Linked DNA regions of Homo sapiens: region 2 is linked to region 1. The links are chromatin loops, found by intact Hi-C in ENCODE. Cell type or tissue: endothelial cell of umbilical vein. All regions are shown on one strand. Links, peaks and the distances in the headings refer to the core of each region. The heading gives the core; the rest is flanking DNA. Region 1 overlaps EPB41L4B (erythrocyte membrane protein band 4.1 like 4B). Region 2 overlaps EPB41L4B (erythrocyte membrane protein band 4.1 like 4B).

What was found. Peaks named below come from ENCODE experiments on the same cell type or tissue, not always from the same donor. Only the 100,000 strongest peaks of a DNase experiment are listed, where the experiment ranks them.
Region 2: a loop joins it to region 1, with 2.0 times the contacts of the local background. A loop is called at or near these places in 3 of 110 quality-filtered maps.

Annotation. Positions count from the first base shown.
Region 1 is chr9:109,248,778-109,254,154 of GRCh38, forward strand. EPB41L4B (erythrocyte membrane protein band 4.1 like 4B) reads right to left here. Exons shown (of 26, transcript NM_019114.5): 12 at 4,664-4,773; 13 at 2,704-2,734. Among named protein-coding and RNA genes, the nearest start is that of EPB41L4B, 70 kb to the right of the region's middle. In endothelial cell of umbilical vein, for the core only: no CTCF peak of the experiment used is centred there; a DNase peak (open chromatin) is centred at 2,554; H3K27ac peaks cover 1,208 bases.
Region 2 is chr9:109,180,473-109,185,849 of GRCh38, forward strand. It overlaps EPB41L4B (erythrocyte membrane protein band 4.1 like 4B), which reads right to left. Exons shown (of 26, transcript NM_019114.5): 23 at 5,017-5,133; 24 at 2,257-2,325. Among named protein-coding and RNA genes, the nearest start is that of FRRS1L, 16 kb to the left of the region's middle. RefSeq lists a silencer at 1-51 and an enhancer at 5,045-5,377. In endothelial cell of umbilical vein, for the core only: CTCF peaks have their summits at 2,849 (motif pointing right) and 3,049; no DNase peak of the experiment used is centred there.

The DNA.
Region 1 (5,377 bases), core at 279-5,278:
GGCCGGGCGTGGTAGCTCACACCTGTAATCCCAGCACTTTGGGAGGCTGAGGAGGGTTGATCACGAGGTCAGGAGATCGAGACCATCCTGGCTAATACGGTGGAACCTCGTCTCTACTAAAAATACAAAAAATTAGCCGGGCGTGGTGGCGGGCACCTGTAGTCCCAGCTACTCGGGAGGCTGAGGCAGGAGAACGGCGTGAACCCGGGAGGCAGAGCTGGCAGTGAGCCGAGACTGCGCCACTGCACTCTAGCCTGGGCGACAGAGCGAGACTCCATCTCAAAAAAAAAAAAAAATATATATATATATATATGTATATATATGGACAGAGCAGGCAATCATTATTGCCAGGAGGTGTGCTTGAAATCAAGTGTTATTGCTGGCTTCTCCAACACTGAGAGGCAAACAGATCATTGTTATAAGTCTTGCTTGGGGTCTAAATGGCTCTGTGTTCTGGTTTTCAGGGAGGACCAGTACACAGAGCTAGGCTCTGAACCAGATCACCTCTGGCTGGACTTCATCAGGTAAGTTAAGCGTTCCGCAAGGTGCTATTTTTCTAGTAGTACCTCTGGAGCCCAGAGCACAATTTCATCCACGGCTCCCACAGCAATCCTACTCACCCTGGGATCCCACAGGCTGTGAAGAGCAATTGAACAGCTGCGAACAGCAGTTATTAGCTCATTTGTTCCTAAAGGGTATATTTATCAGGGCTTTTTTTTTTGGGCAGAATTTTTTTTTTTTTTTTAGTTTGTTTTGGTTCCCAATATATAATCTCCACTAGATGCTGGGAGGAAAATGTAATTTTATTAGGGAGAAACAAGCAAAACAATCACTACCTTAGAGAGCAAAGTAAAGAAATTGGGGCTGTAACTTACAAGCCCCAGAGAATTAAAAGCAAGACACCCCGACAAGCTAAGAAAGGTACAGATACCATTTGGCATACTATCTGCCAGAAGGATCCTAAAAATGGGGTGAATCTAGGGACCTACAACTAACCCATCCAGAATACTGCAACCTCCTCCCACCCTCCGGGGCAGGGGGCGACACAGAGCAGTTCAACAGGACCCCTGAGCCCCTTCATCAGATGCTGAGAACAAAACCCAGAGACAAAAGGCAGAATGACGCTGAAAGTAGGATTTGGAATCAGAGATGCGAGGTTGAGTTTCCAGCTGTGTAATATGAGGGACCAGCTGTGTTCTCTAGAACCCTGGGTTCCTTGAAGGTGCCCTGGAGCTACGGGGTGGGAGGAGTGGCAGAAGAGCAGGCAGGAACTGGCCTCTCCCTCCCCACTCGGCTTCATCCGGAGGACCTCCACATTTGTCTGTTCTGTATTTTGGGCTTTGACATCAGGTTTCTTCTAGAGGGTGAAAATCAGAGGGTAAAAGAGTTTGGAAAAACACTGATCTAGCCCAACCTCCTGATTTGCAAAAAAGAAAACGGAGGCCCAGAAGTAGGAAGGCCTAAGTCTCCAGAGCTGGGTTAGAACACAGCTGGTACCTGGAGGGAGGGTTCCTGATGCCTCAGCCAGGGCTCTCCTCGCTCACCGGGGTATCTGCAACCCGCTCCACCCCGTGCCACGTTTTGCCAACTGTCCTGACTGATAGTGCATGGCACAGTCAAGCTGTGCCCATCTCAAAGACCACCCTCTCAGCCGCCTTGAGACCTGCGCCTGGGATGACTGAGAGCCTAATGAACCTGGCCTACCTACCAGCGGCTGCAGTTCAGACCAAAGGTCCAAACAATGCAAGTCTGTGGTTCTCTCACATGACAGCTTGTCTACTCAACAAGCCAAAACTCACATAAGACAGGCAGTTGTTTCAGAGAGAGCAAGAGCGGTATATGCCGGGCAGACTCACCTGGGCAGCTTTAAAAACAAGCTATATGGGTCCCACCCTGAGAGACTGATTCAATGCGCCTGGGGTGTGGCTGCGGAGGATGTTTCAGATAATTATGCTCACCAGATCATTCTACTATACAGGCAAGACCCTGGACACCTGTGCCAGGGAAGAGGCCTGCAAAAACTATACCCCTTGGGCCAAATCTGGTCCACTGATATTTATAAGTAAAGTTTTATTGGAATGCAGTCACGTTCGCTCATTTACATATTTTCCACAGCGGCTCTCTAGCTACAACAGCAGAGGTGAGTAGCTGTGAAAGACACAGCAGAGCCTGCAAAGTCTCAAACATGGACTATGTGGCCCTTTACAGAAAATGTTTGCTGAATCCTGTGCTGGCAATTTTCACTCTTGTGATAAGTTCATTTTCCTGCAGGAATTTCAGTAAAGGTGTTTAATGTCTTCTATGATGTAAAACCTGCACGTCACTGAGCAAATCTAGCATCTGCTCTCGTCCAGCTTTTGCTCGCGAGCAAGGCCTTCCTCTCCCAGCACTGCCTGCCACGCCATGAGCACAGTGTGCTGCGCACAGGCCTCTACCTTTCCCACCCACTGTTATCATAAACAAAGCACACAGCTACTCAAACAAAGCAGCTGTGTTTGCCAAAAAAACCAAACTGTCTTGGAACATTATATTGTGTACTTATTGAAAGCCATGAGCATGGAATAGCCAGGCAGCAGAAAAAGGGGAAAAAAATTACCAGATGACACACTTCCTGATTTCACTGTAGTAAGGAAAAAGTCAACATTGCAAATAAATACGATCCTTAGAGAGGAGAGCTGTGCTCTAGAGCTCAAGGACACTCACCAGAGCTGGGCTGCTATCACTGGGTTGCTTGCTATAAAGGAAAAACAGAAAGTTATGACATCTTAGAGAACTTTATCGCTTTCACCATGCAATGACAGATAATGGCCATGCGAGACTTCTACCATCACAGAGCCTTTCCAACTCCAACCCAGGCAGAACTGCATGGTGGCTACTTCTCCTTTCCTCAGGGAGAGTAAACTACCCCTCCCTCTGATTCACTCAGCAACCATCCACTCAGCAGGTTCCCAGGGCTGGGCGCTCTGGGAGGCAGGGACAAAGAGACACAGTCTCTGCTCTCAAGAAGTTCCCTGTCTAGAGACAGAGAAAGGCAGATACAGAGAAGTGGGTAAAAGGGAAAACAGCACACGGTGATCAGGGATGCAATATAAGCATGGGTCTGGACTGAGGGGCCTCGGGGACGCCGTGAGGGCCTGCATGGACAGAGCCCTGGGAATGAGGTACAGCTTAGCCGCTTACACTCCATTTTGTTTTTAAAAGGATAGATGTGGCAGGGAAAATCATTAAAAGCTTGACAAAGAAGATGCTAGAACTCTGGCTGGAAAAAAGTCAGTGAAATAAGGGAGAGAAAAGAGGGAGGGGGAAAAGAATCACAGACCCTGGGGCCCAGATCTCTAAAGCCATCTGGTGGGGTCAAACCACAGGACGTCCACTTCCCTCTGTGACAGCCACACCAGGGGGTCCCTCCCTTTGTGCTGTATACACCTGTAGGGGCTGGGAACGCACTGCTATCTTGAGACAGCTCTTTTGATCTTTGGAAAATTGTTCCTTACACTGAGCTATTTCTGGACAACTCTGAACCAGTGGACTACACACACCAGCATAATCCTCCTCATGGAACAGAACAGAGAGCGTTCTGGCCCCTTCCTCCCGGGCGCTGTGGCCACCCTTCATCAACCCATCGCCCTTCTCTGGACACGCTCCCATCCCCTGGCCTCTCTCGAAGGGCAGGACTATTTCCTGTGCTGTGGGCATTTTCCCTCCACTAAAGCAGCTGGGAGTGACTAAGAATTTCAGGTAGTCATGCTGTTGCACCATCGGTTCATAAAGGAAAGAATGGTGGGGAACACAAAGTTACAGATTCCAGAAGGGAACAAGTAGAGGTACCAAGTCCCATGGAGGCCCACTAAGTCCTGAGCCAAGAAAAATGCATGGAGTGGCCACAAGGAAATCATGTACAGAAGGGGCCAGGAGGCTGGGAGTGCAGAGGCTCTGCCATAAAAGAGCAAACACTGAGTACAAACTGGGCGTCCTAAGTCGGGGAGCAACCTAGTGTAGAGAAAGAAGAGCTACAAGATGGGATCTGGAGGCTGGGATCCAACAGAAATGAGCCTGGCTTGCTCATTCACTGACTGAGTTGTACTGTGTTCCGGGCCTCATACAGGTATGAGGCCCCAGCTGTAACTGATGGACAAGGTTGAAGGGGTTTGGAAAGGGGAAGGGGGCAGGCATTCTAGGGCCTGGCTAAATTTAAGGGTGAGGAAAGTTTGGACTGACTGTGGGACTTGAGCCGAATATCTAAAAGTTCTTCATGTACTTGTACGTGGTCAGAATTCCAGTTAGCATGGGCCTGATGTCCACACTTAAAATTGCAAGATGATGGAGATACAGTATCTTCTATAGGCAAGAAAGGTGTTTCCCTGTGATATTCCTGAGGTACCGGGGCTTGAGCCCAGGTCTAAAAGAAGCAAAGAGGCACATGGAAAGAAATATGGAGAAAGGGGAGAAATAAATGAACACATCCACGGCAAACACTAATGACAGAGGGATGGCGGAAGTGGCCAGGTCCCGTTAAAAGAACACCACTGGGATTATTTTTCCAAAAGCTCCAGACTGGAGAACTGCGGGTACTTTCTTCATAAGCTGCTTGACCAAGCTCCTCGAGGGCTTAAATGACTCAAGCATAATGTAAAATTCCAAGAAAGAATGAAAAACACACAACCTTTGAACGTTGAATGTCTCCGGGATGGATAACGTTTACTAGGCTTCCTCTCAAAGGTGCTGGTTCTTCGTAACCTGGAGCCATGTGTAGCTTGATATTCTGTCCGCCCACTGGGAAGTAAATATTTTCTCGTGTGTTATCAATATCAGAATCTCAGTACATTACCTGTTTTTGAAAGTGCACTTTTATTTCCAAGAGCTCCAACGTACGTTTCAACTTAGCCTGAACTCACTTGGGTAAAGAAACACAAAGTTTAACCTTCCATTTGGAAATAAAATCTCCTTTGCCAAGTCCAGGCTACAGTCCAGGGGCAGATATTTCCACCAAAGGGCAAAACCTGCAATTTAGGTACCAGCCACTTGGCTGCACAAACCAAGCAGGTTTGATACATCTCATTAAGAGAACATTGATTTTCACATAAAATAACCTTTCACAGAACACACTGCATAGACATTTAACCCATCTTTTAGAAGACTGTTATCAATACCCACTTAACTAGGTCTCAGCTTTCTTTGCTATGCCAAGGCAAACATTACTGATTTCACTAAGGCTTTTTGGGTTTCAACCAACGTGACACCCGGCTGCAGATTCCAGGAGGTTGCTGGTTTCGTCTGATGTACTCCTCAACTGCTTCATTCCAGTTGCTCTTAGTCACCATTTGTCACCTGCTCTGTGTGCCTCTAAGGGCAACCTCTTCTCCTCCAAACTCCCTTC
Region 2 (5,377 bases), core at 229-5,228, 68 kb before region 1:
ATTCTGGCAGAGCCCCATGTCTCTGCCCTCTCATTCTTAAAAGGCAGATGCTGGAAGCAGCTCATGACCCTAGAAATGGACTGTTCTAGGAACCTGTTTTTCCCTCCGCCTGCCCTGCTGGACACCTTCCCACCTCTGCTCATCCTCTGAAACTTGAATCAGCCACTGCTCTCTCCCTCCCTGTGTGGCTGAAGCCATGTTGGGTAGTGGCCATCATCCATCTCGTAAGACTGCACTTAGAGCTACCTTTAGCCACCCACAGCCCACCTCACAGATCCTCCAGATGGCACAAAAACCCTTCGGAAGGAGCTTCAGGGATCATAGAAATTGCAAGCTCTGGTTCCCGGGAGGAGGACAGAGTGAGAGGAAGGAGGTGTGGACCCCAGATTCCTCACTTCTGCTCCATCTAATTGCTCATTATACAGTGAGCTTCTGCAGAAGCTTTCATTTAAAGAATGAGTTGAGCCCTGAAAAGAAGCATGAACATTATCAAACTCTCTCTTTGTAGATGAGGAAACTACAGGATTTAAACATTTGGCAGAATTTTTTAAAAAATCAAGACAGGGTCTCACTCTGTTGCCCAGGCTGGAATCCAGTGGTGCAGTCATAGATCACTGCAGCGTCAGCCTCCTGGGCTCCAGAGATCCTCCCGCCTCAGCCTCCTGGGTAACTGGGACTACAGGCAGCTAATTTATTATTATTATTATTTTGTAGGGACAGGGTCTCTCTATGTTGCCCAGGTTGATCTCGAACTTCTGGTCTCAAGCGATCCTCCCACCTCAGCCTCCTAAAGTGCTGGGATTACAGGCATGAGCCACTGTGCCTAGCCTTGGCAGAATAAATAAGCTGCCCAGTGACACCCAGAGAGGTGGTGACAAGAAGTCTGTTGTCAGGGTGACTGGTTCTTGTTCATCACAGCACCCTGCCTCTCCAGCCTTGAGAAACAACAATCATAACTGACAGGTGTGGGATGTTTTGTGGTTGGTAAAACACTTTCAAATTCTTGGTCCCTTTTGATCCTTGCCCCAACAGGATATGAGGAGGATATTCTTACTACTACTTTCACCTTAAGTAAGAAGAGGGGGCAGGCATGGTGGCTCATGCCTGTAATCTCAGCACATTGGGAGGCCAAGGTATGAGGATCACTTGAGCCCAGGAGTTCGAGACCAGCCTAGGCAACATAGTGAGACCTCATCTCTAAAAGCAAAAAAGAAAAAGCTGCTGGTGGTCAGGGTAGTAAAGTGACCTACCTAAGACCACACCATTATCAAGATCCAACCCAAAAGAATTGAAAACAGGTGTTCAAACAGATACATGTACACACATATGCATAGCAGCACTATTCACAATAGCCAAAAGGTGAAAACAATCCCAAAACCCCCAATAAATGAGTGGATAAACAAATTGCAGTATATAGATACAATGGAATAATATTCCATCATAAAAAGAAATGAGGCTGGGCATGGTGGCTCACGCCTGTAATCCCAACACTTTGGGAGGCTGAGGCAGGTGGATCACCTGAGGTCAGGAGTTGGAGACCAGCCTGGCGAACGTAATGAAACCCCACCTCTACTAAAAATACAAAAATTAGCCAGGCGTGGTGGCAAGCAGCTGTAATCCTAGCTACTCAGGAGGCCGACGCAGGAGAAACACTTGAACCTGGGAGGTGGAGGTTGAAGTGAGCCGAGATCGTGCCACTGCACTCCAGCCTTGGCAGTAGAACAGATCTCAATCCGTCTCAAAAACAAACAAACAAACAAAAAAAGAAATGAAGTATTGATACATGCGTGGATGAACCTCAAATACATTATGCTAAGTGAAAGAGGCCAGTCACAAAAGGTCACATATGATACAATTGATTTATATGAGATATCCAGACTAGGTAAATCCACAGACACAGAATGCAGACTGGTGGTTGCCAGCAGGTAGGAACAAAGGGAAAATGAGGAGGAACTGCTTAATGGGTGTGAGGTTTTTGGAGGACGCAATAAAAATGTATTGGAACTGATAGAAGTGGTCACTGCACAACACTGTGAATGTACTGTCACTGAATTGTCACTTTAAAATGGTTAATTTTATGTCAATGTCACATCAATAAAATAGAGGCAGACTGCAAATCCAAGTTTCTTCCCAACCTCACAGAGTTCAACGGTGATCAAAAGAAGCGGTTGACCTTGCTGTCTGGCATCCCGCAGAAAAGCACACCGCATGGGAACAAGGGTTTAAAATGCACATCTGTTTTCTGGATCTACTTACAGTAAACTGTGGCCCTGTGGTGAAAGTATCAGGAAACGGGTTCATTGTATCAACCGGGAATGTTTTTATCTTCAAAAGAGAGAAAGACAAGGGGGTTACCTTCAGATTAGAAAACAAAGTTTTGCAATCTTTGGCAGCGCACCTTTAAAATGGAACCAAAGGATTCAGGGGTGCCCCCGCAGAGCCTTCATCACTCGTGTAAGGGCACATACAAAGGGTCCCTCAGGAGTGTGAGCTGGTGGTTGTATCTGTGCCTGGAGTTGGACTGCAGGACGGGCCTCAGCAGGGATGACAGCCTGGAGTCTCGTGTTCCTAGAGCGCCCCCACACTTGCCTCCCCCTGGAGCTGCCTTCAGCGGGATCTGCTTGGCTTTCCAGGCCTGACTCATAAAAAGCCACAATCAAGGTGGATAATGAGGGAGTCAGAGTTGCCTGAGGTGGCTTCTGATGACTTCTCCATAGCTGTGGGAATGGCCTAGAGGCTGCTGAGAGGTCACATCCTGGGACACGGTCTCTTACAGCAGGCAGGGTACAAGGCGGCTGGGCTAATTAAGCTAGAAAGTATTCCCTGTCTAATCACTTCAGTTACTGGACTCCCTGTACGCTTTGGCCAGTAGAGGGAGACCTCAGGGAAACCCGTGGAAGCATGGGAGAATCCTGCCCCCACGGCCTTTGGGAACAGATGGCTTGATGCACAAAGATGCCCAGTGCTGGGAGTACCTGTAGTACTGAGCTAGTCTGAAAAAGGCCAGACGAACAGCTGATCAGGTAGTGGTGGTGAAAAAGACTCTTGACTTCCATGTCTTTCTCTTTGGTCATTTTGTCTTTGGCCTCCTGGAGAACTTGGGAAATGGAAGGGCTTATTTTTTCAAGCTGGCCTAGGGTACGTCATCAGGCCCAGGAACCAGATGACTCTGACACCAGCTTTGTGCACATTCCTGGGGGACAGAAACTGTCTGCACACCTGCTGGTGAATGCATACCATACCACCCGCCAGCAGAGGGCTGCAGGCAAGACACCAAGGCCACCACTGCCCAGGGGCAGCAGGCTTTGTGTGTCTCGAGGTCTTGCCTGTGGACACTGGGATAGCTACTCAATGCTCTTCAGTGGCTCCAATGGGAGGGTGAGGCAGGGATGAGTAAGAACACATTAGCTCAGACCCAAATCAGCCAAGCTTTCCCAAATGGGTAAAGCAAGTCTCCCCCATGTGGGGATGACAATATCCTTGCCACGTGTACTGAGATGTCCAGCCCAAGCCTGCTCCCCTTCCCCCAAATTTCTTTGGTCTCTTTACACATCTCAAAATTGCCAGAATAGGCCTGAAATTGCCTTTTTGACTCAGGTGAGAGAAGGACCCTTGGGGTGAAGTCTTGGGGTACATTCTCCTCTTGTTGCCTATTGAGTCAGCATGGTGCTCTGAGACCAATATCCTAGCAGAAAGTAACAGACAGATAAGACTCTCAGATCATCATGAAGCAGAAAGGGAAAGTGGTTTATTTATTTATTTTTTGAGACGGAGTCTCACTCTGTCACCCAGGCTGGAGTGCAGTGGCGCAATCTCAGCTCACTGCAACCTCCGCCCCCCAGGTTCAAATGATTCTCTTGCCTCAGCCTTCTGAGTAGCTGGGATTACAGGCACGTGCCACGATGCCCAGCTAACTTTTGTATTTTTAATAGAGTTGGGGTTTTACATGTTGGCCAGGCTGGACTCAAACTCCTGACCTCAGGTGATCTGCCTGCCTCAGCCTCCCAAAGTGCTGGGATTACAGGCGTGAGCCACTGTGCCCTGCCAGAAAGTGGTTTATTATTGCTATGAAAGAAAGGTGAAAGTTAGCAATCTCAAAGAATTATTTTATACCTGCTGTAAATTAGAAAAATAGATTTCAACAATTACACTCTGTGTTGCTAAGGCTGTGGAGAAAAGCAAAGTCACTCTCTTCTGATGGCACTATCTGTTAGCACAACCACTTTAGAAAGGGGGCAAAAGCCAAAGTCACCATGTTTAATCCAGCAGGGTATAGCCTAAGAAAATAAAATTCCTGATGCAAAAAGCTATATGTGTTCTCCCAAATAATGACAAACTGCGAACAAAGCGCACATCCTGTAGTAAAGAATGTGTTAGATAAATGGTAGACCATTCACTTGATGAAATACAAATAGTCATATAATGTGGTAACAAGAACAAGCTAGAAACAACATAGCAGCATTAAGTGAAAAGAGGAAAACAGGAGAGAATATGGTTACTATGATTTAACTATGTAAAATTATGAATGATATGAATAAATAGAAGGAAATATGTAAAAATGACAAAAAATCATGCTAAATTGGGATGACAGGTAATTTTGTTCACATTGTCAGGTAGCACTCCTATTACATCATTAGCTTGATAAATAGCAGAAGAAGACAAGTTTAAAGAAGTTTTATTTTCAATAGAAATGCAACATAAGAGTCCGTCTGGTGAGTACCAAAGCATATATTTCTCTCTGGGGAAAGCATCTATGCTCATCAAAATTCTAGGAAAACAAACTCTTCTTGATTCTTGAGACCTAGAGGCGAAGTGGGCTCCATAGCTGCATGTTCCAAACTGACCAGGGCCAGCTGGACTCCAAATCCTCCATCCATCTGGAGTGAGGGCACCTGTCGATGGGCTCTGCCCGAGATCTGGGGCTTCTGCACGCCCACCCAGGCTTCCACCTCGCCTGGTGGCTCCTGCCCACCTCACCTCTCCTGGCCAGGCCCCTCTCCCTGCCAGGGTACCTACCAGCCTCGTTTTGATTGGAGGGTACATGCAAACTCCAGTGGTCTCTTCCTTCATGGGGAGAGAGAGTGGAGGAGAACAGCGAGAGTGGGCACAGTGGGGGTTGCTGGCGGGCTCTGCCTGCTCACGAGGAGAGGAGAGAAGGGGAGGAGGAGGTGGCAAGAGAAGGGGAGGAGGAAGAGGAGGTAGGGGAAGGGAAAGGAGAGAAAGACAGCACAGTGCAAGACAGATCTGGCAACTCCAGACTGTTCTCAAGCCAGCCTCACCCACAGCCTACTTCCAGGCTCTGGCCAACTGGCTTCTGGTCCCACCCCCCACCCTCTCTCTCAGCCTTCTTTTCTCCTTTCTGTCTTTCATCTGTTGT